Regions from separate parts of the Mus musculus genome. Here regions 2, 3 and 4 are each linked to region 1. Evidence: chromatin loops called from intact Hi-C (ENCODE). Cell type or tissue: heart. All regions are shown on one strand. Region 1 has its middle 13 kb from the start of Morn3. Region 2 overlaps Anapc5 (anaphase-promoting complex subunit 5). Region 3 overlaps Kdm2b (lysine (K)-specific demethylase 2B). Region 4 holds the start of Anapc5 (anaphase-promoting complex subunit 5).

Evidence for each region. Peaks named below come from ENCODE experiments on the same cell type or tissue, not always from the same donor. Only the 100,000 strongest peaks of a DNase experiment are listed, where the experiment ranks them.
Region 2: a loop joins it to region 1, with 2.5 times the contacts of the local background. A loop is called at or near these places in 3 of 42 quality-filtered maps.
Region 3: it touches region 1 in a loop (7-fold over the local background); 29 of 42 quality-filtered maps call a loop at or near these places.
Region 4: a loop joins it to region 1, with 2.2 times the contacts of the local background. A loop is called at or near these places in 3 of 42 quality-filtered maps.

The regions. Positions count from the first base shown.
Region 1 is chr5:123,055,778-123,063,777 of GRCm38, forward strand. No RefSeq gene overlaps it. Among named protein-coding and RNA genes, the nearest start is that of Morn3, 13 kb to the left of the region's middle. In heart, CTCF peaks have their summits at 2,408 and 4,216 (motif pointing left); DNase peaks (open chromatin) are centred at 2,244, 3,216, 4,544 and 5,114; H3K4me3 peaks cover 2,333 bases; H3K27ac peaks cover 3,780 bases.
Region 2 is chr5:122,807,583-122,815,582 of GRCm38, forward strand. Anapc5 (anaphase-promoting complex subunit 5) reads right to left here. Exons shown (of 17, transcript NM_021505.3): 5 at 6,967-7,033. Among named protein-coding and RNA genes, the nearest start is that of Anapc5, 9.8 kb to the right of the region's middle. In heart, a CTCF peak has its summit at 4,280 (motif pointing right); a DNase peak (open chromatin) is centred at 4,299.
Region 3 is chr5:122,964,817-122,972,816 of GRCm38, forward strand. The region is part of intron 4 of Kdm2b (lysine (K)-specific demethylase 2B); the gene reads right to left. Among named protein-coding and RNA genes, the nearest start is that of Kdm2b, 20 kb to the right of the region's middle. In heart, a CTCF peak has its summit at 3,701 (motif pointing right); DNase peaks (open chromatin) are centred at 825 and 3,705.
Region 4 is chr5:122,819,267-122,827,266 of GRCm38, forward strand. Anapc5 (anaphase-promoting complex subunit 5) reads right to left here and starts at 2,076. Exons shown (of 17, transcript NM_021505.3): 1 at 1,714-2,076; 2 at 342-421. The coding sequence starts at 1,884. In heart, a CTCF peak has its summit at 4,844; a DNase peak (open chromatin) is centred at 2,085; H3K4me3 peaks cover 2,405 bases; H3K27ac peaks cover 1,373 bases.

The sequences.
Region 1 (8,000 bases):
CAGAAGAGGGCTTCAGATCTCGTTATGGATGGTTGTGAGCCACCATGTGGTTGCTGGGATTTGAACTCCTGACCTTCGGAAGAGCAGTCGGGTGCTCTTACCCACTGAGCCATCTCACCAGCCCAAAAATACACATATTTTAAAATTGAGTTTTAAACCACAATTATGAATATAAGTGTTATACCTTTCTTTCTTTCTCTCTCTCTCTCTCTCTCTCTCTCTCTCTCTCTCTCTCTCTTTCTTTCTTTCTTTTTTTCGAGACAGGGTCTTCTATGTAGTTCTGGCTGCCCTGAAACTCACTACGTAGATCAGGCTGGCCTCTAACCCACAGAACTCTACCTGCTTCTCTCTCCTGAGTACTGGGATTTAAGGCATGTAGCACCATACCCAGCTGCTACATGTTTTAAAATTTTTATTTTACTGTGTGCACACACTCATATACACATGGAGGTCAGAGGACAGTTTGTGAGAGTCTCTTCTCTCCTTTTCTGTGGGTTACAGGGATCGGCCTCATCATGAAGGCATTCACCTTTACCTGCTGAGCCATTTTGTCAGCCCAGTACAGACTTGAATAAAGAAAAATGTATTAAAGCACACAGGAGATGTTAATCCTGACCTAGTATACTCAATAGGACTTTAATAAATACATTAATGATAATAATAATAGTTATTACTATTATTGTGTATTAATAAATACATTAATGATAATAATAATAGTTATTACTATTATTGTGTATGGGTGGCATGTCTATGCACCTATGCATGCGTGGTGCTACTGGAGGCAAGGAGAGGGCATCAGATTTGCAGGAGTACTGATCCTTGTGATTTTACCATGTGTGAGTACTGGGAGTCAGACTGAAGGTTTCTGGGAAGAGCAGCTAGTACTATTAACCACTGGGCCATCTTTCCAGCCCTAAATACTTAATTTTAAGTATTACTTAATTTTAAAGATGTATTTATTTTTATTTAGATGAGTACACTACAGCTGGCTTCAGACATATCCCAGAAGAGGGCATTGGATCCCATTACAGATGGTTGTGAGCCACCTTGTGGTTGCTGGGATTTGAACTCAGGACCTCTGGAAGAGCAGTCAGTGCTCTTAACCACTGGGCCATCTCTCCAGCCCCCTAAGTACTCAATTTAAAAAAGCATTTTACACCAAGCATGGTGGTAAGTTTAGCACTTGGGAAAACAAGGCAGAAGTATAAATTCAAGGACACCCTGGCCTTCAGGGGAAACCCTACCTCAAAAGACAAAAAAAAAAAGAAAAAAGAAAAAAGAAAGAAAGAAAGAAAGAAAGAAAGAAAGAAAGAAAGCAAGCAAGCAAGCAACAACAACGACAACAACCACCACCCAAAAGCTGAGGAGACCGCTCAGTGGAGAGAGCTGTTACTGTATGGTTGTGGCACCTGTCAATAGTTAAATCTGATGGCTTATGGCTTAGGCAGGAAATAGGAGGTAGGACATCTGGGAGAGAGAAAGAATTCTGGGATAGAGCCAGGCACGAGGTCCACCTGGGAGGATGCATGGAACCTGAGCACAGGTAACCAGCCATGGGGCAGAATATAGATTAAAATTAGTGGGTTATCATAAGTTATGATTCTAGTCAGAGAAGAGCCTAGCTCTATGGCCAAGGTATTTGGAAATCTGTTTTGAGTCTGAGTCTTATTTCTGGGAACACGGGACCGGGAGGAAGAATCGACCCTTATATCTACAGCTCAGTGGTTAGAGCATTGGCTGCTCTTCCAGACAACCTGGGTTCTGTTCCCAGCACCCACATGGCAGGCAACAACCGTCTGTTACTCCAGTTCCAGGTGCTCTGACTCCCTCTTCTGGATTCCCCTGGCACAAGGAACACACCCCCAAAACAGTCATACACAAAAATATTAAACAAAACATTTTGTTGTATTTAGCCAACCACACTATGCGAACTTACATTTCTACCAAGAATCATAGTGAATTTTTAAATAACAATAAAATAAAATTATAAGTCAAAACCACAATCAGAACTAGATTCTAGCTCTTTAAAAGCGGGATTGTGGGGAACGGGGCTACAAACAGGATGGTGTGGCTGACGTCATGAATTTCGGGGGGCTTTAAATGCGCATGCGTTAGGCTCGCTTCACACACGCGATCTTCCTGCACGCAGTGCGCGTGCGCACGGCGAAGGAGCCCCGCCGGCTTAATTTTTTTTTAGGTGGGAGGAGCCAGTCGCGGGAGTTCTCGAGACCTACCTGCTCCCGCGGAATTACCCGTCCTAGCCCCTCTGCACATGCGCAATCACCAACACGCGTCTGGGAGGTCTCTGAAAGGCGGGCCCGAGGTTGCGCCTGCGCTCTGGGTACTCTTCGCGGAAGTGAGTGGGAGATGGGGGTGGGAATCGCGCTTCCACGCGGAACCGACGGAGGGCGAGCCTGAGTGTGCGGCTAGGGTTCGTGACTCCTCCAGTGCCGCCCTTCCTAGTCACGTGAAGACTGGACTGTGGACACAGAAATTATTTTTCTAATTTAAAGATTCTTACATAATTACCCATGTCTACGTGAAGGAACTGTTTTTTCTTTCAATTTTGTGTTTCTGGGACTAGTACAATGTATCAGTCCAGGCAGGCCTCGAACCCCAATCTTCTTCCTTCAGCTTCCCGAACGCCAGGATTCTCAGGCGGAAAAGTTTAGTTTTGGATTTATCCCTAATCATTTCTTAGCCTTTTTTTTTAAGAATGCTTGAAACATCACGAAGCATTTTAGGAATCATGCACGGTAGCTCGGGCTCAGAGGGAGGAGAATCACTCGGGAGTTCAAGATCCTCAGCTACACAGGGAGCTGAGAGGCCAGGGCTCAAAGCAGAACTCACTTCGGATGCCTCCGAGTGTTCGGAGAGATTACCAAGAATTATTAGTAAGTGGTTCTTGTCTGTTAGGCAGATTTATTGCATAAAGGCTAGCAAAGAAGTCTGCATAGAATTATGTGTGGCTTTTGTGTCCTGAAGGTGGTTGGTTCATTTGTTTCCATAAACAAGTATGGAAAGCGGATAGTGTTCAATATATGAAGACTGTTCTGATGGCTGGGGACACCAAGAAGCCTGTAGTTCAGCCCCAGTTCTTAAAGGGTTCTTGTGGGAAGGTCACGTGGTTCAGATGTAGAGGCAGTCTTGGAGGTAGCTGTGGGAGCACCTTGACATCTGCTGGGTGACGTCTGTGCACTTCAGAGACTGTCCAGTCAATACAGTCGTGCTGGACTTGGGGAGAGGAAGTCTAGATGCCAGAAGAGGAGATTAGGACCAAAGTGGAGGGTGAGAGACCATGTGTGTTCCTGAACATTGAGGGGTGGTAGGGAATGAGGCAGGAAGCGACTGTTAGACCAAAATCGCCTACTTCAAAAGGGAGAAGTTAGTAAAACTCTCTAAGGAAGATTATTTACGGGTTTACGATTTATTCATCCGTGTCTGTGTGCATGTGTAAGTTGCACCCATGTAGTGGTATGAGCGTGACATTCAGTACACAAGTCTACAGAGCTCTCTCTTTCCAACATGCAAGTCTCAGTGTTTGAACTCAGAGCCTTGGGCCTGGTGGCGGATCTCCTCTTACCCGCTGAGCCTCCTCTCCACCCCAACTCCCCAAGAAAGTCTTGAAATGGTACATTCTTGGGCCAGAATCTCTTGAGGCTGATGAGAGGTATGACTCCTAATCACTGTTCTAAAACGCTGGAAGGGTAGGGATTCTTGGACTCCCTGAAGAAGTTGCTCAGGTCCCGTCTCCCTCAGTTATATATGCCTTGAGGAAGAGGGGTTTATAAGAGTGTTAGGCCAAGAGAATAAACTTCAAGAATAGCACAGAAAAATAATTGAAAAGGAAGCTCTTAAATGTATCCAAAAAATCCACTTTGTAGTAGAATACGTGGGACAGACTGGTTTCATGGACTTGCTCACTTATATTTTGCCCTGGACCCTGACAAATTATGAAGTAGATATTGTTTTTTAATCTCCCAAAGGCTGCCTACATTATACTACTACAACCTTGAAGGATCTAGGGTTGTAAAATGTTGGGGGGACACAAAGATTCAGATCTTAATATAAGATAACTAAATGAAAGGCTGGAGAGATGGCTCAGCAGGTATAGGACTGTCTTGCAGAGGTCCTGGGTTTAGGTCCTAGCATCCACCTCCGGCCATTTACAGCTACCTGTAACTCCTGTTTCAAGGGATCTAGTGCCCTCTTCTGGTCTCCACTGGCATCTACAAGAGCCTGTCTCAAAAACAAGCAAGAGAAATAGAATTTCCCGTGCAGGAAGATTGTATTTCAGGTTGCTAGCAAAAGTGTGTTAAAGAGAAATGATCTACAACCCGGAGGCGGGGGGGGGAGGGGGGGGGCCAGGGAGAAGGAGAGAAAAAGAAAATAAACTTGTGTACATGCCACAACATTGCAGTGCAGCTGACCTGAGCAGCCACTGGACAGCTGCTATGCTTTGCCAGTTACTTTCATCGTGCTAAAAATACACAGATATCACTCCGACCTGGCGGGCCAGCTACAGGGATTAAGCAAAGGAGCGCGTGCGTGGAATGTATTGTAAACAGCTAGCGGCTGTTCACAGGAAGGTGTGTGGGAAATGTACTGGTGATGGTGTTTGCCCTGTTGTCAAACACAGGGGCCGGAGCTAAGAGGCCTGTGTTCCCTCAAGACTTCCAAGTGCTTTTCGTCTGGCAAGTGGTCCTTCTCCACTCTAGTGCAAATTAGTCCACCCGGCAGCTTTCAGGAAAATACACTTGGATGTTTTTAAAAACTGCTAGCCCAAATGTAACGGTGTTTTTGGAAGGTAATTAGAGCAGGAGGCTGGGATCCTCTAGGGAGTGTGAATTGCCATGAAAGACAGGTTAGTTTCAAAGGGTTGGAGACTGGAGAGAAGCCTGTCTCCAATTAGGAACCAGGTGAAAGGGACACTGTAGCACTTTCTTTAAATCCTTAATGAAACTAACCTACTGTGTCACTGATCTGGCTGGGGTGGGGGTGGGGGTAGGGATTGGCATGGAGAATGTCAGCTGTGGAAGAGTTCTGCTGTCCCGTGCAATGCAAACGGAAAATGAAAGCCTGGTGTGGTGGTGCATGCCTGAGATCCCAGCAAGATCCTGGCAGGCGGACTGGAGAGATGACGCAGCACATAACTGCATTTGCAGTGGACCCAAGGTTTGTTTCCAAACCCCAAATGAGGGTGTTCACAACTTCCTGGGACTTCAGCTCCAGGGAATCCAACACGCTCACATAAGGTACAGTCTCTTGTCACATAAATCAAAATAAACTTTAGAAAGTCTCCTGAGGAAAATGGTTGGGCTGTGTAGGGAGATCCGGATGGCTTAGTGGGGTAGGGGCACTTACACACAGCCTGATCCTCACACACTGTAACACTGTCAAGATTTTCCAGTGGGGCGTACATATATCAAATCATTCCATTTAATGACTGAGAAGCCAGAAGAGAGTGTTGGATCCCCTAGAGCTGCAGTTATAGGCAGCCGTTAACCTTCGGACTTGGGTTTGGGGAATTGAACTCTTTTTTTTTTTTTTTTTTTTTTTTTTTTTAAGATTTATTTACTCATTATATGTAAGTACACTGTAGCTGTCTTCAAACACTCCAGAAGAGGGCGTCAGATCTCATTACGGATGGTTGTGAGCCACCATGTGGTTGCTGGGATTTGAACTCTGGACCTTTGGAAGAGCAGTTGGGTGCTCTTACCCACTGAGCCATCTCACCAGCCCGGGTTTGGGGAACTGAACTCATGTCATTTCATGAGCAGCAAGTGCTTTGAAATACTGAGCCATCTCTGCATCCAGTAGCTATTTCCTCTTTCTGGTTATCATAAAAGATGCTTTTGGGGAGCCAGGCATGGTTGCGCATGCCTTTAATCCCAGCACTCGGGAGGCAGAGGCAGGCAGATTTCTGAGTTCGAGGCCAGCCTGGTCTACAAAGTGAGTGCCAGGACAGCCAGGGCTACAGAGAGAAACCCTGTCTCAACAAACAAACAAACAAACAAACAAACAAACAAACAAATGATGCTTTTGGGAGGCTAGAGAGATGGCTCAGAGGTTAAGAGCACTGACTGCTCTTCCAGAGGTCCTGAGTTCAAATCCCAGCAACCACATGGTGGATCACAACCATCTGTAATAGGATCTGAAGCCCTCTTTGCTATGTCTAAAGACAGTTAAAATGTACTCATATATACTCATATACATACATAAAATAAATAGATAAATCTTTTTTAAAAGGAGAGAGAGAGAGAGATGCTCTTGCCAGGCAGTGGTGGCTCATGCTTTCAGTCTCAGCACTCAGGAGTCAGAGGTGGGAGGATCTCTGAGTTCAAGGTTAGCATTGTCTACAGAGCAAGTTCCAGGACAGCCAGGATACCCTGCCTTCAAAAACAACGAACGAAAGATGCTTTTATAACACACACTAGTTTTCATAGGGATATGTGTTCTTTTTTCTTAGTAGCATACCTACAGCTAAAAGTGGAATGTATGTGCCCAATAAACTTGTCAAATTGTTTTCCAAAGTGGCTGTGCTATGTTCCCCATTGTGTTAGCGACATGTAAGATTTTTCATTTTTATGTGCCTTAAAATGTATTCTTTTATATGTATGAGTGTTTTACCTGTGCACTCCATGCATGCCTGGTGCCTGTTGTGAGTTCCTGTGTGGGTGCTGGGAATTGAACTTGGGTCCTTTAGGAAGAACCCCAGGGCCACGTTTCCAGCTCTCCTCAGTCTTTCACAGGTTGGTCCTGCCTTTCACTTTGCTTGTGGTTATGAACTTGCATCTCATTGCAGTTTGGTTTGTTTTTCCCAAATGGCTGTTGATGCTGAACTCAGAATGTGTTTGTGATTGTTTTGTTTTGTTTTACTGTAGCTGTCTTCAGACGCCCCAGAAGAGGGCATCAGATCTCATTAGAGATGGTTGTGAGCCACCATGTGGTTGCTGGGATTTGAACTCAGGACCTTCAGAAGACCAGTGAGTGCTCTTAAACGCTGAGCCATCTCTCCAGCCCTTGTTTTGTTTTAGATGGGGTCTCAGCATGTCCTTAACTCACAGAGATCCTCCTGCCTCTGGCTCCTGAGTGCTGGGATTAAAAGCCCAGCCAGAATGTATTTGTTAAATGCAGGAATAAATGTAGGGATTTACAAATTAAATAGCCATATTAAATTTTTAAAATTTGTATTTATTGCTGGGTATAGCAGTGCACACCTTTAATCCCAGCACTTGGGAGGTAGGGGCAGGCAGATAAGTTAAGGCCAGCCTGGTCTACAAAGTGAGTTTCAGGACAGTCAGGGCTACATAGATTTTTGTCTTGTTGTTGTTGTTGTTTTGTTTTTTTAACACAGGGTTTGGGTACCAAACCTTTGCTATCCTCATTGGCTCCAAGGGTATAAGGTACCAGCACACACACTTACACAGACATGTCCACATAAGTAAAAGTAAAATAAGTAGTTTTTTTTTTTTTTAAAGTCAGGTGTGGTGGCACACTTGGTAATCTTGGTGTAGACAGGTGGCGCTAGGAGGAATCCTGGGGCTTGGTGGCCAGCCAGGCTAATTGTGTCTGCAAGCTCCAGTTCAGTTAGAAATCCTGTCTCAAAAAATAAATTCAAGAGTGGGGGCTGGGGGCTGGTGAGATGGCTCGGTGGGTAAGAGCACCCAACTGCTCTTCTGAAGGTCTGAAGTTTGGATCCCAGCAACCACAACATGGTGGCTCACAACCATCCGTAATGAGATCTGACTCCCTCTTCTGGAGTGTCTGAAGACAACTACAGTGTACTTACATATAATAAAAATAAATAAATTAAAAAAAAAAAAGAGTGGGGGCTGGAGCGATGGCTCAGTGGTTAAGACCACTGACTGCTCTTCCAGAGGGCCTGAGTTCAAATCCCAGCAACCACATGGTGGCTCACAACCATCTGTAATGAGGTCAGATGCCCTCTTCTGGAGTGTCTGAAGACAGCTACAGTGTACTTACCTACAATAAATAAA
Region 2 (8,000 bases), 250 kb before region 1:
AAGCTCCTTCCAGACCCAGCAAACCCCGGCAGGCCCCAGTTTATAATTTATACTTCACTGTCTATCACTGAGGCTCAGCAAGGTCTCAAAGGCCACCCATGCTCCCTGTGAGTCCTCTGCACTCTCCCTTCCTACAGCACCTGATAGACTATACGTGAACTGTCACTTGAACACTCAACACTGTGAACTCTCCAGACTCATAATGTGTTCATCTCCTGTCCTGTCCTGCACATTGCTAGTTCACATGGATAGAATCAACAATTACACAGTACTTGTTGCTATGGTTTGGATGTTCAATGTCTCCCTAAGAGACCAGGTTGGTTCCTAAATTGGCAGCAATGAGAAGTGCTGGGGACGTTTAAGAGGTAGGACCTTAAATACACATGCACGCACACAATTATCAAAACCAACAAAACTAGATGAACTCAAGATGAGAAGAGACTCATAGTCACCACTCAGATCATGAAGGGCCCTTATGGGGAAAAAAAAGTTTAAAGTCACTGGGAAATCCTCAAAGGGTCTATAAAAAAGTAGGACAAGTGGTAGGAATGATGTTGCTGGGCTATACCCTCCAAGGTACCCCTCAGACCTGCACTTCCCACCCACATGCTGCATAGCTGAAGAAGGGACCACTTGTTTGAACATGAATTCCTACTATGATGTGTGACTCTCAGAGGCCCAACTCAATGAGGCCCAACTCAATGAGGCCATGCAATTTTGGACTTAAATATTAAAATCTGTGAGTCACAACAAACCCTTTTTTAGTTCACAGTAGTCCATGTTGCCTATTTTCTTGGGGTGATACAAAACTGAATAATATATAATGTAAAAAACTGGCTATAGTTTTTTGTGGTGTTTTGGGGTGAGGGAGAGGTTGAGACAGGGTTTCAGGGTTTCTCTGGCTGGCCTCAAACTCTGAGATCTGCTTCTGCACATATATATGCCCTCCCAAGCTGCGGTATTAGGAACATTGAATTAATGAGTGTTTTATATATTATATGTAATATTTATATACAAAAGAAATAAGATTATGAATAGTACATACATACATACACACACATATATATGGTTTTTAAATTTTATTTATGTATATGAATACATTATAGCTGTCTTCAGACACACCAGAAGAGGGCATAAGATCCCATTACAGATGGTTGATGGGAACTGAACTCAGGACCTTTAGAAGAGCACCGAGTGCTCTTAACTGCTGAGCCATCGCTCCAGCCCCCTTTATATTGATTTTTTTTTTAAAGATAGCTTTGCTATGTAGCCTTCCCTGGCTAGCCTGGAACTTACTACATAAACCATGCTGGTCTCAAGCTAAGAGATCTACCTCATCTGCCTGCCAAGTGGCAGGATGAAAGGCGTGTATAAACATACCCAGCCAAATTAAATCTTTATGCTTAACTAATTATAGACAATTCATTCTCTTTTTTAAGCCTTTTTCTTCTATTTTATTTATTTACTTATTTAATGTGTATGAGCACACTTTCGCTGTCTTCAAATACATCAGAAGAGGGCATCGGATCTCAATACAGTTGGTTGCAAGCCACCATGTGGTTGCTGGGAATTGAACTCAGGACCTCTGGAAGAGCAGCCAGTGCTCTTAAACACTGAACCATCTCTCCAGGCACACACACACACACACACACACACACACACACACACCAGTCCAATTTTTATATAGACAACTTTTCCTATAAGTACTTTTTCTTATTTTGGGAAACATGCTATGCAGCCCAGGCTAACCTCTAACTCATGATCTTCCTGTCTTGACATCAAGAATGTTGTGATCATAGGAAAGGAGCAGGAGTTTCCAATTCTTCTGCTTGCTCACTGTTTGTGTCTCTCTCTGACTTTCTGAGACAAAACAAGGTTTCTCTGTGTAGCCCTGGCTGTCCTGGAACTCACTCTGTAGACCAGGCTGGCCTCGAAGTCAGAAATCCGCCTGCCTCTGCCTCCTGAGTGATGGGAATGAAGGTGTGCACCACCTGCGCTTGGCCTTTCTTTCATTTGATTTTTTGAGATGGTTTCTCTATGTCCCCTGGCTGACCCCTATATATAGACCAAGCTGGCCTCAAACTCAGAGATTCCATTTTTTTCTTTCCACCTTCCATCTTAACTCATTTTTTTTAAAGATTTTTATTTATTTTATGTATGAGTGTGCTATCTGTATGTATACTTGCATGCAAGAAGAGAGCATCAGACCCTGGTATTAATGGTTGTGTACCACCATGTGACTGTTGAGTGTTGAACTCAGGACCTTTGGAAGAGCAGCCAGTGCTCTTAACCACTGAGCCATCTCTCCAACCCCGCTAACTCATTTTTTTTAAAAGACAGTCTTAGTATGTAACCCAGAAAAATTCCATTAATTTTTTTTCATTATAAAAAAGTACCAAAAATACCGGGCGTGGTGGCTCACGCCTTTAATCCCAGCACTTGGGAGGCAGAGGCAGGAGAACTTCTGAGTTTGAGACCAGCCTGGTCTACAAAGTGAGTTCCAGGACAGCCAGGACTATACAGAGAAACCCTGTCTCAAAGAAAACAAACAAACAAACAAACAAACAAACTAACAACAACAAAAAAAAAAAGATTATGAGGGGCTGGAAAAATGACCCAGCAGTTAAGAGCAACTGACTGCTCTTCCAGAGGTCCTGAGTTCAATTCCAGCAACCACAAAGTGGCTCACAACCATCTGTAACCCATTCGATTCCCTCTTCTGGTGTGTCTGAAGACAGCTGCAGGTGATGCACACCTTTAATCCCGGCACTTGGGAGGCAGAGGCAGGTGGATTTCTGAGTTCGAGGCTAGCCTGGTCTACAAAGTGAGTTCCAGGACAGCCGGGGCTACACAGAGAAACCCTGTCTCAAAAAACCAAAAAAAGAAAAAAAGAACTTATATACATAAAATAAATAAATCTTTTTTAAAAAAGAAAAAAAGAGAAAGAATATTATGAATATTTTTTTTTCTTGAAAGGAACTGGCCCCAGTCTTTCAATCCTCCTGCCTAGTCCTCCTATGCCCTGAGATAACAGTGCCACTAGACCTAGTATAATAGTAAGTGGTGTTAGGTAGTAAGGCATTTCATCCTAGTTGTTTTTCTGTATATGCATGTGATTACAGGGATGAAGTTGGGCATAAAGGCCTAATGTAATCTTAGCACTTGGGAGGCACTTCCAGGAGGATCAAGAGTTCCTGGGTCCAGCCTGGTCTACAGAGTGAGTTCCAGACAGCCAGGGCTACGCAGAGAAACCCTGCCTCGAAAAACAAACAAACAAACAAACAAAAAGAGTTCCTGGGTTACATATTGAGACTGTGTCTTTAAAAAATGAGTAAGAAGAGGGCTGGAGAGATGGCCCAGTGGTTAAGAGCACTGACTGCTCTTCCAGAGGACCATGTTTCAATTCCCAGTGCCCACAAGGCAGCTCACAACTGACAGACAGACATGCAGGCAAAACACCAATGTTCATAAATAAAAATAATAATAAAAAAGAACCCGGGCAATGGTGGTAAATACATTTAATCCCAGCAGCTGGGAGGCAGCGTCCAATGTATACTGGTCTACAGAGTGAGCTCCAGTCTGTTAATCAGAGAAACCCTGTCTCGAAAAATCAACAACAAAAAAACAAAACAAAACAGCAACACTAAAAGGAGCATGGCAGCACATACCTGTAATCACAGCACTCAGGCTGCAGAGGAATTCCTGTCAGTTTGAGGCCAGCTTGGTCTAAAGAATGTTCCAGGCCTGACAGACCTATACAGTAAGACCCTATCTTGGGGAATTGGGGGTGTTAAAAGGCTAGGGGGTAGCAGGAATGGTGTTCAGAGGTTAAGAGCATTGACAGCTTTTCTAGGAACCGGGTTCAATTTGCAACACTAATAAGTCAGCTCAGAAATATCCATAAATTTGAGTTCCGGAGTATCTGCCACCCTCTTCTGGCCTTTATAGGCACTGCATGCATGTAGTTCACATACATGAAGGCAAGACATTCACACACATACAATATTAATAATAACCTTATTTTTTTCTTTTCTTTAAAAAAACTTATTTAAGGCCGGGCATGGTGGTGCACACCTTTGATCCCAGCACTCGGGAGGCAGAGGCAGGCGGATTTCTGAGTTCGAGGCCAGCCTGGTCTACAAAGTGAGTTCCAGGACAGCCAGGGCTATAACGAGAAACCCTGTCTCGAAAAACCAAAAAAAAAAAAAAAAAAAAAAAAAAAAGCCTTATTTATTTTTCCTATGTATATGGGTATCTTGCTTACAGGTCTGTCTGTACACACATGTGCAGTGCCCACAGAGGCCAGAAGAGGGCACTGGACACCCAGGAGCTGGAGGAATAGTTCTGAGCCACTAATAATTGTTGTTGCCTTTACTCCTAACCACCAAGCAGTCTTTCCAGCCCAGCCCTTTCTTCTTTCCACATAATAACAGCCGACAAACTTAGTCTCATCATCAAACAGTCTTTGAAATAATTTCTAAAGCAACTGTTAACTCTCACTCACATTTACTGCGAACACTTCCCCCATGTTGTCGTTTGCCTTGTAATTAAGTTAGAGAATGTGATGATGACACACAAACTTCCTGCTGAAAAGCCAGGTATCTCCTGCATGACTTCTTCCTTTGTGTTCATAAAGGCTCCCCAACCCAGAGGCAGTTAAAATGTAATGCGAGTGCCTTCTAGCCTAATTATAGAGTAACCCATAGACTCTTAACTCTTGAACTCAGCTGCAGGGCAGCAGGGTGTGAGGAGAAGCAGGATGGCAGACACTTCCCCACACATAGCTAATACAGCCAGTAGTAAGTTATGAAACCTGGGCTCTGCATCTAAGGAAATCTGCATGTGGACTCTCTTGTTTGACTGAAAGTCACGGAGGGGCAATTCATTTAGACTAGGTTAATTTAGTTTTGAGACAAGGTTTCATATACAGCTCTGGCTAACCTGGAACTGCCTGCTTCTGCCTCTCCAGTGGTGAGATTGAAGGCAGACATTACCACATCCAGCTAAAATTCAAATATTACATCTTCTTTTTGAAAGAAGAAAATTACGTACAAAATGAAGAAAAATGAAACAAAAAATTTAAGTTCTATTTTATATTAAAATACCATAGGGAAAAATAGTTTTATGTTATTACAATAATAAAAACTTATGGCTTAAAGATGTAACACAGTATATCTGGAACAACACATACCAGGATCTATAACCTGAAATACATTAAAATAAAATGACTGGTTGGGGAGATGGTTAAGTGGTTAAGAACGACAGCTGTTCTTGCAGACCACACTTTGGTGCCCAACACCCACGGCAGGCAGCTCCCAACAACCACTTGTCTGTCACCCTAGCTCCAGGGGATCCAATGCTTGCTTCTGGCCTCTAAGGGCACTGCACTCATGCACATAACCACACACAAACACAAATGCACACATAATTAATTTTTTAATTAAAAAGAAAATGTAGGCACACCGGCAAATCAGCACAAAGGAAGACAAGATAAGAAAACTCTTGTGTTTAGGCTACACAGTGAAACAGCAGCCCTGCCCCAACAGATAAAATCTCATAGCTGGAAAGAGCATGCTGACTATTTTACAGAGTACAACATAACTGTGAAATCCTGAGAGTTACTATGGGCAACACTGTACAACACTTTCACTGGATGTGGTGGTTCAAGCTTATAATCCAAAGTCTTGAAGGGCAAAACAAGAGGACTGCTGAAAGTCTGAGGCCAGCCTGGGCTACAAAATGAAATCCAATCCCAAACAAACATAAAGTACATGGTAGGGTATGTGTCAGCTTGTGGGAGGCTGGTTCTCTTGTCCCACCATGCGAGACCCAGGACTGACTCAGGTCACCATGCTTAGCAACAGGTACCTTTACACACTGAGCCACCTTGTCTGCACCTGCACTCCTCTTTACATGTATGTTTGAAACCATCAAAAGGACAAGATGGTGGGTGTACAGCCCACTGTAATTACAGAACTAGAAAGGCAACGAGGGACCCCAGAGCAAGCTGGCTAGCTAGACTAGTCATGCTCTAGATTCAACTGAGAGAGGCTGCCTCAACGACTAAAGTGGAGAGCAATATGAGGGAGACACCCGACATCACACCAGGGCCTCTACATGCAGGTGCTTGCATGGAGACTCACCACAGACATACACATGGGGGCAAAGTTCATTGGGGACATAACTTGAGGATTGGTTCTAATGCTTTCTCTAATTTTGGATCCCAAAAAGCTGCGCTTCCAGAGCAGAGGGTCCCAGACCCTAGCTGGGTTTGATTGATAACAAAGAATTGCCATACAGCCAATGGCTAGCCAGAAAGATGGAGGTGGGACTTTTATATTGTGCGAGGGACTGGGAGAGAGAAGGGGGGGGGGGGAATTGCTATGATAGGGAAGGGGAAAAAAAAGAAACTTAAAGGCCCAACAACATGTAAGGATCCAGGAAAGTGACCCTGGAGGCAACTTCCAGGTTGGGTCTGAGGTAACAGAAATGAACTATAGATTTTAAAAGATATTAACACAGGAATACCAGAGGCGGGGTGTTTGTTAGCCATGGGGATGTTTAGAAATGCCCAGGCATTGAGCTAGTCAAGGCATATCAAAGTTAGCTTATGTGTGTGTGTGTCTCATCACGAACCCAGAGGGCTCCAGCGGGTGGCTGGAAGCATAACCAGTTGGGAGCCAAAGTGGTTTTAACTAAGAAATAAGTAAGTGCATAACTGCAAAAAGAAAGAAGCAAATCTGGACTGCTGGGGGATGGGCTGCTGGGCACACTCCACTCTGGAATGCATCTGCCTTAAAAGAATAAAATGACATGCAGGCAAGGACCCACAGCCATACCAGTGAAGAGGAAAGAGCAGCAGGCAGCAGAGTCTTGTAAGTAAACTTACACAGACATGACAGTACAGCACATCATAGGACTTATTACATGTAACAAAGCCCCTAATAAGCTAGATAATTAACATACCTGCTGAGAGAGAAAAAATTCCGCTTGTTTTTGGGACAGAGGACCACTGCAAGATACTTCCTCTTCTCTGGAAAATGAAAACATAAAAATAAAATAAAATAATAGTAAAGACTACACAGTAGTAAGAAGGGTAACTTTACAAATCATGTTCTCTAAAAGTTCAAGGCAGCTGGGCGTGGTGGTGCACGCCTTTAATCCCAGCACTCGGGAGGCAGAGGCAGGTGGATTTCTGAGTTCGAGGCCAGCCTGGTCTACAAAGTGAGCTCCAGGACAGCCAGAGCTATAAAGAGAAACCCTGTCTGGAAAAAAAAAAAAAAAAAAAAAAAAAAGTTCAAGGCAAATTATGGTAATACACCCCTATACTTCCACTACTCATAAGGCTGAGACAGAAAGACGGAAAGACGGAAAGTTCAAGGGCGGCCTAGACTTCATATTAAGAAGCTATTTAAAACAAAGGAGGCAATGAAAGCAGGGGTTCAAACCCACATCTGTAGGTCACATGAAAACAATCAATTATCTACTGACAAACAGTAGATAAACAACATGTGGCATGTACATGCAATATGCTATTCAGCCTTGTTAAAAAGGAAGTTCTCAGGCTGGAGAGACTGATCAGTGTTTAGAGCATGTGTTGCTCTTGCAGAAGGCCCGGGTTTGATTCCCAGCACCTACATGGCAGCTACATGATAGCCTTCTTCTGGCCTCTGCAGGCATCCTATACACCATGGATCAATCTTGACAACACTGTGCCACATACAGCCCTCTACCACAGCTCCTGCACTCCTGGCACTCTGTAGCCTGTATCGCAGTCTCAGTTTCATTAAGACGGGCTCTTGCTACATAGCCCTGGCTATCCTGGGATTCACTGCCTAGCCAAGGCAGACCAGGAACTCATAATCCTACTGCCTCCTTGATCATTTCCTAGTCCGTGCCCGGTGTTGGAATTATACATTTTACCAAACATGGCTTCTGCCCCATTTCTTTACCACAGTGACTCTCTTGAAAATTCTATATCGCTGGGCAATGGTGGCACA
Region 3 (8,000 bases), 91 kb before region 1:
TGGGAGGTATCTATGCCCAACAATTGTGCCACGGAAGACAAGCTATAAAGTGACAAGCTAAGTGTGTGGTTTTTATCTGCAGATTCAAAAGAAATCCTGGTTAGGGCTGCTCGAGATCACTCCCTAGCCTGGAGAGGCAGCATTAGCTTGGTTTCTTTGAACTTCAATCCCAATCCTGCCAACACTTCTGCTCTGGAGTGTGAGGAAGTCACATGACTCAGGGTCACCTGGGGGTGATGCAGCCTCAGTACATACTGGACAGGTGATCCCAGAGCTAAGCAAGGTGGGACAAAAGGGAGCTGGGAGGGGCTGATAACGAGGTCCCAGCTCTCAGACTAAGGCGGAAAACGAACATTTAAAACTACACACGACACCTTGCTGTCTTGCTCTCACTATTCCATAACACGAATCTGGACAAAGGGGCCTGGTGTGTACACACACACACACACACACACACACACACACACACACACACAACAGCTACGGAATGAACAAGTATCAAATATGAGGTGGAACGCCAAGCCACCTGTGAATGTCGGCCCAACAGAAAAGAGCAAGTGCGCCCTGCTCAGCAAAGTCCAGCCTTCCGCCTCAGCAATGGACTCTGCGCCTCTCACAACACCCCAGAGAAAAAAGGAGCCCGCTCTGGACTGGGACAGAAGGCCTCCCGGTGTGTCTTGGATTCCCCTGCCAAAAGCAAACCTTTGGTCTTTCTTTACTCCTCTGTGAAATGGGAAAATGTGTGTCTCTAGAACGTCTGCCAGGGAGGAGGAAGTGACAGAGCCTTCAAGGGGGGAGAAAACAGACACGATGGAGACTGCCAAGTTCTTGGTGACTTATTAAGGAAGCTGGCATCTTCTGCGTGCTACACTCGCGATGAACATGAACCCGCCATCTGGTCTGAAAAGACCCGAGTTCCTCATTATCTCCGTGGCAAATACGCAGTAGATGGAGACTTTGACATACTCTACAAAAACCAGAGTTAAACCAATGTATTCATCATAACCCTAAAGGTTACAGCCTCACTCAGCTAGGTTAGCCCAGAAGAGCCTCTGAGCCAATGGCTCACCTAGCACACTGCCTACTTGTCTGTTGGGTTGTTTGTGGTTTTTTGAGGCAGTATCTCCTGTAGCTCAGTGTAAACTCAACAATGTAACTCAGGAGAACTCCATCTTCCTGTCTCCATCTCCCAAATGCTGAGGTCACAGCCAGAAACCAATTTTTTTCCTTTCTTTGGTTTTTTTTGGTTTTTGTGGTTGTTTTCAAGACAGGGTTTCTCTGTGTAGCCCTGGCTGTCCTGGGGTGTTGTAGACCAGGCTAGCCTCCAACTCAGAAATCACCTGCCTCTGTCTCCTAAGTGCTGGGATTAAAGGTGTGTGCCACCACGCCCGGCTTGTTTATTATTTTCATTTAAGTACACTGAAGCTGTCTTCGGACACACCAGGAGGGGGCATCAGATCTCATTACGAATGTTTGTGAACCATCATATGGTTGCTGGGATTTGAACTCAGGACCTTCGGAAGAGCAGTCAGTGCTCTTAACCACTGAGCCATCTCACCAGCCCCTCATTTCCTTTTTAAAAGATAGGTCTTGCTTTATAGACCAGAATGATCATGATCTTGAACTCAAGACTTCCTGCGTTACTCTCCTAGATCCTGGGGTGACACAGGCACCCCACCATGCCTGCTTCTGCAGCTTTCTGGACTTTGTTTATTCCTTTTTAAGAAGAGGATCGTCTTGAGAGAGAGAGAAAGAAAAAGAGAGAAAGAAAGAGAAAGAGAGAGAGAGAGATCCCTATCTAGCCCCAGAACTTACTATGAAGACCAGGCTGGCCTCAAAATGATGAGGCCAGGTGTGGTTGCACACATCTTTAATCCCAGCACAGAGGCAGGTAAATCTCAGTGAGTTCGAGGCCATCCAGAGCCACACAGTGAGACCCTGTCTTGAAAAAATCAAATGCTGGTGTGCATAACCATACCCAGCTCTTTAATTATTAACCTTTGACTTTCCCCTCTCCCTCTCCCTCTCCCTCTCCCTCTCCTCCCCTCCCCTCCTCTTCCCTCCCCTCTTCCCTCCCCTCTTCCCTCCCCCTCCCCTCTTCCCTCCCCTCTTCCCTCCCCCTCCTCTCCTCTCTTCTCTTCTCTTAGCCAGGGTCTCATCATGTGGCTCTGACTGCTTTTGAATTCACAGAGACTCACCTGTCTCTGCCTTTTGGCTAAGACTTGATTTTTTTATTATTTTAATTAAAAAGTTTCATATTGCCAGCTACACCCAGCACTCAGGAGGCAGAGGGAGACAGATCTGAGTTCGAGGCCAGCCTGGTCTACAGAGTGAGTTCCAGGACAGCCAGGGCTACACAGAGAAACCCTGTCTCTGGGGTGGAATAAAAGCTTCATATTTCTCTTGCTTTCTGTTGCTGTGTGTGCCTTCAACACTTTCAGATGGATTTTCTGTTCCGCAATAATGAAAGCACACTTGATCCTGTCACAGACACATCTAGCACACATGTATTTTGGCTTGGACAACTTCATAGGGACTTCAGGTCTCAAAGCACAAACTGCTCAAAGCCTACCTTCACATGCGCACCACTTGCAGATTTCAGCGTTTTCCTGACGTTCTGGGTATAAACGTAAACAATCCTTTTACAGGGGTTTGGGACACCCTCGTTTTGTTTGACGTTTGTGTTGCAGGAAACCATGCAATGATCGTATGTTGAACGACTGAGCATTCTGAGTGCCCATAAGCGCCATCCCTGGAGGAGCGCTATTTACATTCCCAAATACAGAGGTAGACATAAAAGAGCATCTCTCAATTGTGAACACGATTGAAACTTGAGTTCCCACATTCACACAGAAGCATGCTCGGCACCAAGCAGCAGGCAGCGGTTCTGAATCGCACACAAGCTATGGTGGCAGAGCTGAGCATCTGCAACCGAGAGCAAATCCCGCTCTCAAAGCATCAAATGTTTGCTCTCCGGTTCTTTCCGAGTAAAGTCTGCTGACCCCTGCACCAACAGGGCTCTGGATGGACCCGAGTGCCACTCAAGTTAACAGCTCATCACTTTCAACGTGCCAAGCTGTGCCTGGGTGGGCGCAGAACTGCCCTGTAACAGGCCAATGGCCCAATAATGGTGAAAGGGAGGGGGGATCTCTCACATAGAAGAAACCGAGTTAGAAAAAATGAACTCCTCAAACACACAGAAGAACTCAAGAGTTCTTATATCTCTTGGATTCGGGGTCTGGTACTCACAGCCATGAAAAGAAGGACTGACTGCTTTACAAACGAGCAAAGCACGGCCACGCGTGGTGTGCTGACTCCATTCCCAGGAACGCGCTCTTTCTCCCAATTACAGCCAAAGCCAAGCACCTCAGCAAAGGCCTGTCCCCTCCACGGGCACGCCCATCATCTCTGCTCTATGAGTCGGAAATCCAATTACTGTTGGACGCATAAGAGACCGGACACTTGGACAACTAACTTGCCCGAGCATGCGCAGTCAGTACACAGAGCTGGAATTTGAAGCTAATTCAAGGCTACACCTGGGCTCAGGCTCTAAATGCCACCTCTGCCACTGCCTATTTTTATCACATGCTAAGGGTGAAAAGATGACCCTTGACGCCAGTGATTCCAGTTTCCTGCAGCTAGGTGCAGCCCTCAAGATGACAGGAAGCGGACCCAAGAGAAAGCCGCTTTGTGCCTGCACTGGGAAGGTGCATATCCACCAGGGGGCATCCCTGGTCTTTGCTGAAGATTCAGGCCACATTTGACACAATGCGAGTCAAAGAGGCTGGAACAGGTCAGCCTCCCTCAAGTTCCCTAAGAGTTCCACAGGGCAGAGAACCTGTTACTAAGCATCCACAAATCCTCTTCAGCTTCCTATTATGTCCAGCCCTGTACCTTAGCTTTGTTCAGGATCCAGCTGATGGGTTTCTCCCTAAGAGGAGGGGTACACAGTATCAGCATCAGAGCCCCAGAGGCTGCTGCACTTCAGCTGTACAGGCCAATCTTAGACTCTACATGTGTTAAGGAGCTCAAACATCCATGTAGGCAAGACAGTCATATGCATGAAATAAACAAACAAACAAAAATATAAAATAAAATACAGGGCTACAAAGAGAGACCCAGCCTCAAAGACAAAAACTGGGTGTGGTATTATATGCCATTATATCCAAGCACTTGGAAGGAAGAGGCAGTCAGGGCTACATAGAGAAACCGTATGTCAATAAAAAAAACCAAACAAACAAAGAAAATATGCTATATGCAATACTCTAAAAATTATTAAAATCTTTCTTACTCTAAACTACACAGAGGATGGGACAATATTAATCCCAATGTTTGGGAGCCAGAGACAGGTAGATCTCTGAGTTTGAAGCCAGCCTGCTCTATATAGGGAGTTCCAAGACAGCTATATAAGGCACACCCCAGAATGCACCTTGGATGCCTCTGGACACCTGGGACAATGCCAAGAGCCCTAGTTAAGGTTATGGTCCCATAGGCACCACAAACCCTATTCCTGGGTCCAGCTCCTGCCAGGGAAAGACATAGACTTAACTTTACTTCTTCAAAGAGTACACGAGTCAGATCTATAGATAAAAAGCAAGCAGCCTGGGGTTGAGTGGGCCAAGGAAGGACAGACTCAGCATTAGGACTACATTCCTGGGATTTCCCTTGGAAAACCACTGAGTGGGGTCGCGCATGCAGGACCTCTCTCAGGGCTGGCATACTGCATCACTACATACCACATACGCCATTACTCAGCTCATTTCCCATCAGTGTGACTGGGGTAAGTTGGATTGGAGGGATAAAGAGAGGCTTGAGGGGCCACTGGGGACAGGGCAACCTGTCAGTCAGCCGGAGCTGGCTGGCTGCACACCTGTAACCCCAGCACTCGAGAGGATAAAGAGTTTGAGGCCATCAGGTGCTACACAGTGAGATCCTGTCTCAAAAAATAATAATTTTTTTTTTTTCCTTTTCCCAGGCTGACACAAGTGCAAAAGAGCTGAGTCTCTGAGGAAGGGTCTTAGCATCAGAAAGGACAGTGTCCAAAGAGACAGAAAAGGCAACTGAGTCACAGTTAGAACCAGGTGACAAGGACAGGCTGCCCCTGGAACCCAAGCAAGGTACATCTATGTTATAAACCTGACCTTAGGTTCCCAAGTCAAAGGGCTACAGGGGAATTTTTTAACCCAGAACAAAGCCTGAAGTTCATAAGTGGCCCCATTCCTCTGCTCTCTCCCATCTCTCTGGGCCTCATGGGCTAGCTGGGCTCACACATGGCAGACAAACCCAACCGACTGCAGCTGCAGAAATCAATCCATAGCCCTGTGGCCCCTGGTCTGAATGAAGGCTCCTCAGTCAGTACCAAGAGCCCTGAGCTCATAGCCAGAAGGAGGCTGCTCAAAGTCACACTGAAGCTAACAGGAAGCACATATAGGAACTGACCCCAAACTCTCATGAGCACTACCCTTTAGAAGCAACGCAGATATGTTCCACATGACAGCTCCGACATACTATTAATCACCAGGAGGCTTCAGAGCTGGTTTTTATGCTGCTTCCAACGTACCCACTCATGCAGCTCACGTGAGTAACATTTATCAAATGAGACATTAAGTAGGGGTTCATACCCTCCTCTGCTCCAGTTTCCACCAAGTGAGGCCTCAGGTAAACCTCTTTGGGCCTCAGGTTTCTCATCTATCTGTAAAATGGGAATACTAGGACCACCCTCTTGCCCTGATAGAATTATCAAAAGCACTTGGTAAAAGCCCAATAGTGGGGCTCCCAGAAAGACCCTGCTCCAAACTGAAGAGTGTAGGAAATGAGTCCAGGGCAATACTGTGTGACTCGGGACAGGTCTCCGTAGATCTAGTCATCTGTAAAGTAAGGTAAATCCAAAATCTTCTGTGCACTCATCCTGAAACCTCTGCAAATGTTCTCCAGGACTGTCCCCCTGCCTCAAGATCCTTGCCTTTCTGGACACCATGCCAAAGACATAATTCCAAGGCAGGCCAGGCAGCTCAATGGATAAAGGCATTTCCCGTCAAACCAGACAATCCGAGTTTGATCCTTGGAATGAATCCACCACATAAGAGAGAGAATTTTGCTCTGACCTCCATATATCCAAACGCATACACACAAACATATAAAATTTAAAAGGTTAAAAAGAAAAGACACAAACCAGACAGACAAACCCAATCTAAATGCAACCAGTCAAGGAAATCAGAGAAAGCAACAAGGAAGTTTTCTAGATGACGGCTGGGAGCCAGCAACAACACTTGTGCAGAGGTTATAAAAACAGACCATAGGAGAGCAATCTCTGCACTTCAGAAACCGGGGCAGGAGGACCACCACAAATTCAAGGCTATCCTGGGCTTAAAGGGTAAAAATTGAAACAAAAACCCTCTGTGTTCAGGAAGGTTCGAGCACAGTCTTGGGCCTTTTACTTGTTGGCTGCTTGGTCAGGAACAAACTACTCTGAAGCCTCGGGTGTTTTCTCACATGGTTGCACTAGGGTTTGCATACACTCACTAACATTCTTGGCACCTAGATACAGCCAGACCTGAGCCTGGGTTTTGGCATCTATAAAACAGACATGAGGAGAGGTATACAGGTCAGGGGTAGACGACTTTCCCAGCAAGTTTAAGGCACTGGGTTCAGTTCCTAAAACCAGGAAAAAGAAAAGATAGGAGAGGCCCTACACACATAATAGCATCCCTCTGTCAGTGGTAGATAAGGCTATGGCTATTAAAGATAGTCTGAAACTTGACAGTGACTAGACTTAAGACTTTTTTTTACTTGATGGCAGTGCAAAAGAAAAACACATTAAAAAAAAAAAAAAAACATACTTTGTATTCTAAGTTTTGATCTGTTCCCAGGCAATCTGATACTTCTGGAAGGCAGCAACAGCCAGCCCAGGCTCCCACTCAGCCCTGTGATCACGAAGCTGAAGGGCTGGTACCCTACAGCGTGCCGTTGCTAGGCAGTGATGTTCGCAGTGATGTTCAGGAGCATTGATACAGTAAAAGCACTGTGGACTCTTATATTCCGTTTACAGTGCTTTTATCGCTACCTAAACACTTGTGTTTATTATTTAAGGGGCAACCCCTACAGGACAGTAATTCATAGTGGGAAGAAACATTAGGAGAGTGTGTGTAGTTTCCCTTGAATTTGACAACCATTAGGGATTTAACTTCATAGCAAATCTGTGAGATGGGTGAAGAAAAGATACTGGGGAAAGAATCCGAAATCCCAATTTTTCTTGGGATCACAATTCTTAATGCTCCTGCCTTCGTGCCCTCCCTGGCCTGCATTTCTGTCCTGGACAGTTGGGACTCCCCACACTACTTGTCCTTATCTTAACTTCTGTCCTGTGCTCAAATTTAATAGAGCTAGAACCAAACATTGTCTACACCCACACCCGAGTCACTTTTCCTCTGGAATGGAACAAAAGCCTTGTCTTCTAAGCGCTGAAATCAAAGCCCGAATCCGAAGCAGATGGCCATAGACCATCTGAGCAACTCGACGGGCAGAGCGCCAGTCCTCGGTGCTCATTTACAAACTGTGGAAGTGGGACCAGGACAAGGCTAAAGAACCTTTTAAAACTGGAAAAGATGCTGCTGGCAGTGAATCCTATGCATGGTATCAAATGATCTCGGGTTCAATCCCCAGCATGTCAGATAATAAAATAATTAACAAACAAATAAAAGTCTGTATTAAAAAATTCTTATCGTGTTTAATATGTGTGTGTACACTCGTATGTGTGTTTGTACCTGCCTCTGTCTGTGTGTGTGCGCGTGCGCGCGCGCGCGTGCACACATGTGTCTATGCCAAGTGGGTCCTGGGGATTGAACTCAGGTCATTAGGCTTGGCAATAATTGCCTTTACCCACTAAACCATCTTCCCAGACCCAAAGTCTACAATTTTAAACAAAGCTTTGGAAGGTCTAACCCAAGCACGATGTACAAGTTCACAATTCCAGCAATCAAGAGACGAAAGGCAAGAAGAGG
Region 4 (8,000 bases), 240 kb before region 1:
CTTCTAATGCAATCCATTAAAAAAACATCTAAATAAAAGCTCTTAGAACAACCCCTCTAATAATCATAACTTTGGTTCCCCCATGTATCCCAGCTAACTTCCGAACTGCTTTGTAGCCCAGGAGGACTTTGAACTTCTGTTCTTCCTGCCTCTAGCCCCCAAAGGCATGGGTTACAGCTGTGGACCACTATGTCTAGTTTAAAGTGCTGGGCATGGAACCCAGGCCTTGTGCACAAGAGGCAAGCACGTTACCAACAGAGCCACGCCCCTATCATCTTAGACTTAACTGCTCCCCACTCCTTGGTAATCTTCACCCAGCCCTTTGCAGAGAGAAAGTTCACCTGATCTGCACTGAATTTGCCAGCTGAGGACACGATTCTTCAATTAGCTTGTACAGCTTTGACAGTGTAATATCTGGGCCCTGTGTAAAGGAGAAAATAAGGTTAGAGATAACGGGCAAAGAGCTTCGGACTGAGAAACGACTGAAAAGAGTCATTTATCAATCATTCCAAACGAGACACATGGAATCAGGATTTTCCTGACTATGCAAAATACGAAGACATACTTCACATTTGTAGATTGGTTTTAGTCAATGGAATAATCTATTAAAAAAAAAAGGAGAAAGAAAAATGAACAGGATTTATAGGATAAGGCTCTCTTTCCTTTGTTACTCTTAACAGGCAACGCTGAGCCCGTCTCCATCAGTTAAATGGACTTAATAATCACTATCTCCTTTGTCTGTGGAAAAGTTAAGTGGGAGACTGTGAAAGGCTTTGCACACCGGGAAGCACTATACAAAGGTGGGTGCTCTAGTTCTCCTGAGTATAAACACATTTCATCGTTTTCTGAACTGGGGAAGGAAGGCTAACCCAGAAGCAGAGCCTTCTCTAGACAAGGTTTAAAATTACTCACTGGGGCCATTTTTAGAAAGTCAGTGTTTACACCACTCTAGATGTAGGTAACCCAACTCGACTTCTTGGGAAATTGTATTTGACATATACTATTTTAAGATTGCCTGTATGGCTGGGTATACAGCTCTAATCTCAGCACTCAGGAGACAAAGGCAGGGGGATCTCTTGAGTTGGAGGCCACCCTGGTCTACAGAGCGAGTTCCAAGACATCCAGGGCAACACAAAGAAACCCTGTCTTGAAAAACAAACCACGGGTTGGTGAGATGGCTCAGCGGTTAAGAGCACTGACTGCTCTTCTGAAGGTCCTGAGTTCAAATCCCAGCAACCACATGGTGACTCACAACCATCTGTAATGAAATCTGACCCCCTCTTCTGGGGTGTCTGAAGACAACTACAGTGTACTTACATATAATAAATAAACAAGTTAGAAAAAAAGAAAAACAAACCACTACAAAGTGAGTTCCAGGACAGAGAAACCCTGTCTCGAAAAACCAAAAAAAACCCAAAAACAAACAAAAAAAGACAAACAAACCAAACTAAAAGAACCTATATGTTAAAACAAAAACAAAAAAAAAAACCCTCAAAACTTATCATTTATAGGAAAAGAGTTAAACCATGCCGGTTAGCTTAGGATGAAATATCATGCAGTTGCTAGTGTTCTTTTTCAGTGACAAGATGAAGCCCCGCCCCCAGGGCCCCTCCCCCGGGGCTGGACCTTCCCTGCCCTCCAGCTCAGGGCGGGGCCCACGCGAAGCGCGCGCGCGCGTGCGGTAATGGGCGGGAAAGAGCGGGCGCCCCTCACCTGCAGCAGGGGCAGGAGCAGCTGGTTGAGCTTCCGCCGCTCCACGAGGCTGACGGCGCCCTCGCCCGTGCGGCCCATCTCGTTGAGCAGCACCAGGACGGCGATCTTATAGGGCGTCACCCAGTCCTTGATGCCAAACAAGTTGGCGTGCACTACCCCGTTGGTCATCATCGGGCTGAAGTCCTGGCTCTTCGTGGACGCCGGCAAGGACAGGCCCTCTCCAGGCCTGCCACGCGCCGCGCCCACGAGCCGCCTTTACGCCATGGCTGCAGCCGCCCGGCACCTTAACCCGCCCAAGACTGTTTCCCACAGTAGCGGGGGCCTCAGTGTCCCTCTCCCACCCCGGCGGTGCCTTCGACCAATCAAAGACCAGAAGGAAGACTGACAGCCAATCAAAACAGCCAAACCTGTAGTGAGCGGGGGTAGGGGAGGGGGTGGGACATAAATGGTGTTATGGCAAATCGGTTCCCTACAGAAACGCTCAACCAAGGCGACCAGGTTCCTAGTCGACGTGGACAGGGATCTGGGAGGAAGACGCAGGGATTTTGATCAGAGACAGCGTGAACTACAGGCCACGCGTGTATTTATTTAATTTGATCTTCCTTCTCGCCCCCATTTAATTGCATCTTTGCCTCTAGCGGTACACGAAATTGAACAAGACACCTCGCCTGTATATGTGTATACCAGGGAAGCTCTCTTAACAAAGACCTTCAGCTGAAGCGATGCTCCTCCCCTTTTGGAGAAAAAAAAAAAAAAACTTACTAAGTAGCATAAACTGGCCTTGAACTCGCGACAATAGCTGAGATGATTTGAATGATCTACCCTGCCCAAAAGACATTTTTAAATCATTGTATTTAAAAGCAATGGGATTAAATTGGCATGTTTAAATTATATTTGCATACTAGATGTGATAGCTCCCTGCCTCTTACTCCAGCAACCTGGAGGCACAGGCAGTGGCAAGCACATCTCCATAAATTCGAGGCCAACCTGGTCTATAAAGCCAGTTCCAGGCCAGCTAGGTCTGCATAGTTAAGAAGACCCTGCCTCAAAAAACTTTTTTTTCGCTAGGCAATGATGGCACACGACTTTAATCCCAGAACGTGGGAGGCAGAGACAGACAGATTTCTTTTCTGAGTTCAAGGCCAGCTTGGTCTACAGAGTGAGTTCCAGGACAGCCAGGGCTACACAGAGAAACCCTGTCTAGAAAAACAAAAACAAAAAGCATTTTTTTCACTCATATTAAATTTTTTTGATACAAGGTGTCACCATGCAGCCCTTTGTAGAACCTGCCTCTGCCTCCCTACTAGCAGTAGGGAGCCACCATGCCTGTCCTTATTCTCCTTTTGTAAGGACAAGAGCCCATGTTTTTCTTCAACATCTCACAAATGCCATTTGTAGGCAGCTACGTGTCAGTTTGCAAGTGCGATACCCATAGTGAAACAAAAGGTAAGACCACCTTCTTGTGAATGGATATCTGTATCCCACCTAAGTCACTACAAAGTCCAACATCAGGTAAATGAAGCTCTTAAAACCAACCCCCGGTCTACAGTATTTTCAGTCTGACTTTTCACAATGCCCCTTCTACTTATCTGTATTTCTCAAGACACTTAGTTCTCTAGAGCTTAAAGTATTATTATCAGGGCTGAAGAAACAGCCCGGTTGTTAAGAGCACTAGAGCACTTGCTGTTCTTGCAGAGAAATTGGGTTTGGTTCCCAGAACCCACATGGTCCATCAGTATCTTCTGGCTTCTGCGGGCACCAGACAGCCATGTGGTACAGAGATATATATGCAGGCAAAGTACTCGTACAAATAAAATAAAAATAAATAAGTATTTTAAAATAAAAATATTATCAGTGATTAGTCATTCTCAGTAGTTTTCATAGCTCTTTATTTTTTAAAGTTTTTTAAAAGATTTATTTATTTATGTATGTATATGAGTACACTGTAGCTGTACAGATAGTTGTGAGCCATCATGTGGTTGCTGGGAATTGAGCTCAGGACCTCTGCTTGCTCTGGCCCTGCTCACTCTGGCCCCAAGATTTATTTATTGTTATATGTAAGTACATTGTAGCTGTCTTCAGACACACCAGAAGAGGGTGTTAGATCTCATTACGGATGGTTGTGAGCCACCATGTGGTTGCTGAGAATTGAACTCAGGACCTTCAGAAGAGTAGTCAGTGCTCTTAATCTCTCCAGCCCCCGTTTTCATAGCTCTTGAAACAAAAAAAGATATGTACTATTCAACTTCTGCTGCATACAAACACAAATTGGGCCTGTTTTCTTCTGTCAGTCCTGTTTGTTTAATAAGTGATATTTGTCCTAAGAGATTACTCAGTGGCTAAGCTGCTTTTCCAGAGAACCAGAGTTTGTGCCGCAGCACCTACATCAGAGACCACGTAACTATTTATGTAGGGGTGGGGGGGCTTGTTGGGTTGTTTGAGTTGTTTTTTATTTTTTTCAAGATAAGGTTTTCCAGCCAGGCGTGGTGCCGCACGCCTTTAATCCCAGCACTCAAGAGGCAGAGGCAGGTGGATTTCTGAGTTCAAGGCCAGCCTGATCTACAAAGTGAGTTCCAGGACAGCCAGGACTATACAGAGAAACCCTGTCTCAAAAAAAAAAAAAAAAAAAAAAAAAGATAAGGTTTTCCTGTGTGTATATGCTCCGTCCAGGGAGTGGCACTATTAACTATTAGGTGTGGCCCTGTTCAAATAGGTGTGGCCTTTTTGGAGTAGGTGTGGCACTGTGGGTGGGTGTGGGCTTTAAGACCCTCATCCTAGCTGCCTGGAAGTCAGTATTCTGCTAGCAGCCTTCAGATGAAGATGTAGAACTCCCAGCTCCTCCTGCACTGTGTGCACCGTAGATGCTGCCATGCTCCCACCTTGATGATAATGGACTGGACCTCTGAACCTGTAAGCAGCCCCAATTAAGTGTTGTTCTTTTTATAAGAGTTGCCTTGGTCATGGTGTCTATTCACAGCAGTAAAGACATTCTGTGTAGCTCTAGCTGTCCTAGAACTTGCTCTATAGACCTAGCTCGTTTTGCCTCTGCCTCCCAAGGTCTGGGATTGAAGGTGTGTTCTACCATTGCCAAACTTTTCCAATTATCTTTAACCCAGCTCTGGGAGCTCTGACTCCTCCTGGTCTCCTCTGGTACTGCACATACATGCACATACCTCTACATAAGCAACCATACATGCAAATGATTAAAAAAAATTAGGTCTGGAGAGATGACTTAACAGTAAAGAGCACTTACTGCTCTTGCAGAGGACACAGGTTCAATCCCCCCATCCACAAGGTGGCTCACAAACATTTGTAACTCTAGTTCCAGGGACTCCAAAGCCCTCTTCTGCTCTCAGGTACTGGGCTTGCTCAGGGTGTGTGTGTGTGTGTGTGTGTGTGTATACATGCTAGCAAAAATAATACCTCATGTACATAAAATTTTTAAAAATGAATCCTAAAAAGAAAGAAAGAAAGAAAGAAAGAAAGAAAGAAAGAAAGAAAGGACTGAAAACTAGTAGGCTTTGAAGTTATTTTGCACGGCAGGCAGATGCCTGATTTACATTATCTGAGAACACTGAACACCTGGAGCACAACCACACCAGCTTTTCCTCTGAGTCATCAGAGAGTTGCTCTTCAATGTGACATCTGCAGCTCCCGTTACAGATGGGAGAGCCAGCAGAGCGGTCTCAGAGAACTGGTTTACCTGCTGCTAGTCAAACCCAAACCTTCCCGAAGGGGCAGACCCCAATCACAGTACTTGTGAAAATCCTGCTGGGGCTGGGCTGGAGAGATCGCTCAGTGGTCCCAGCAACCATGTGATAGCTCACAACTATCTGGAATGGGATCTGACGCCCTCTTCTGGTGTGTCTGAAGACAGCGATAGTGTACTCATATATATCAAATAATTCTTTGAAAAAAAAATTGAAGACTTTTCTGTGGAGAGGGCTGAGTTTTTTGAGACAGGATCTTGCAACTTAGCTTGGTTAATCTAAACCTAACATTAGGCCACTCTGGCTTTGATTTTATGGCTATTCTCCTGCCTCAACCTCCCAACCACCAAGATCATCACAGTGTGTACTGCCACACATCTAGCTTTTTTTTTTTTTTTTTGAGACCTCTTGCTTCTACTTTCCAGCTTGTTGCCACTGGACCTGAAGACAAATCATCTTTCTACTCCATAAAACCGACCTTGCCTTGCCCCACTTAAAATCCTTTGGGGGAGGAGGGCAGGGCCAAAACAACGATTTGAAAAAAATGGAGGCATGGGGAAGGGGCCTCCATTGTGCACTGCCCATGAGTGCAAACAGACATCTCATCAGGTAAAGGACCGGAAACATCAACCCTGCCGACATTAGTTCCGGGCTCAGGACTCACAGGGTGCAAGGGGAAAAAGGATCCCCTCAAGCTGTCCTCTGTCCTCCATACCCGGGTTGTGGCATGTGCACACACATACACAGATAGGTAGACAGACAGACGGACGGACAGATATAATAAGAATGTATTTTAAAAGAGGCTGGGGGTGCGGTTCTATGAGAGAGCACTTGTGGAGCGCACTAGGAACCCTGAATCCCATTTCCAGGCCCTTCCCAAATCACGCGCTCCCTGCTGCACCCAGACAATAATCGGTGACGGTCCAAAAGAAGCTCTGGGATTCTCATCTATTTGAAAGTCAGCCCATTGAGTAGCACACAAAATGCCAGTTTCATCCAGAACTGAATCATAGTTCAAGTTGTTCCTAACGATCTGTCTATAGTATCCTGGTAGCTAAAGAAATGGGAAAATGTAACGTTTCCAACATTCACATCCAATACACACTGCAGCTAGATCTCAATTATCCTATTGGGCCTACATTTCCAGGGCTCATAGTGTATGCAGAGAAAAGCAAGTCAACTTCCCCCTCAGGCCAGAGAGGCACTGGGAGGATGAAGAAGATAATGAAAAGGACTCAGCCCCTTTCTAAAGATCACAGCCAGCACATTCATTAGAGCCCTAATTACCTGTGCTGCTAAGTGACTCACAGAGAGAATCCGCTCAGACCCTGCCTCTCCCTGCTAGCAGTTTACTGCCCAGACAGACAGGCTGACGCTCACACTCATTTACAGACAAGCCAGACACACACAAAGCAACAGGACCATTAACTCAGCTGATGTTCAAACAAGGTGACCATTTGGGATGGAGACCTTTGGATGGCCGAGATAAGAACAGTTGCCATGAACACGCTTCCAGACTAAGAGAAACAGACTGGACACAAGGATTCTCCACTATTGGCTTTCATTTACAATCACCAAAGATGATATACAAGCCTCAATCAAAATCTTTCTAAAAATTGCCAACCTTTTATCTAGACTCATTTGGAATTCCTTCTATCTTCTAGGGTTGTGTACCCCCTGTGTGTGAGGGAAGGGGTACTCATCAAATCCACTGTCCCCCTGCCTCCACTCCTAAAGCCTGGGATTTTGGGAATAAAGGCCCTAAATGGAGGGTCACGGTGATTGAAACAACTGGGGTTGGAGAGATAGCTCGGCAGTTAAGAGCACTGGATGCCTCCCAGTTACCCATATGGTCGGTGGCTTACAATCATGTAACACCAGTTCCAAGGGATCTGACACCTTCCTTTAGCCTCCATGGCACCAGGCAAACACATGGTTCATAGACAAATATTCAAGCAAACACATTCATAAACACAAATATTTATTTAGTTATTTACTTTGTGTGTTTGCTTGCTTGGAGACAGGGTTTCTCTGTGTAGCCCTGGCTGTCCTGGAACTCACTTTGTAGACCAGGCTGGCCTCGAACTCAAAAATCCTCCTGCCTCTGCCTCCCAACTGCTGGGATTAAAGGCATGCACCCCCAGCTGACTAAAATAAATATATTTTTTTAAAGACATGTCTTTATAAGTATTATATATGTAAGTACTCTTCAGACACCCCAGAAGAGGGCATCAGATCTCATTACGGATAGTTGTGAGCCACCATGTGGTTAATGGGAATTGAACTCATGTCCTCTAGGAAGAGCAGTCGGTGCTCTTAACCTCTGAGTCGTCTCTCCAGCCCCCATAAATATATTTTTTACACTTGATCTTAGCCAAAAGGCCGAGAAGAGATTATATTTTTTAAAAAATAATAATTGTAAGCCAGGCGGTGGTGGCAACCGCCTTTAATCCCAGCACTTGGGAGGCAGAGGCAAGTGGATCTCTAAATTCAAGGCCAGCCTGATGTACAGAGTGAGTTCCAGGACAGCCAGGGCTACACAGAGAAATCCTGTCTAGAAAAAAAAAAACAAAAATT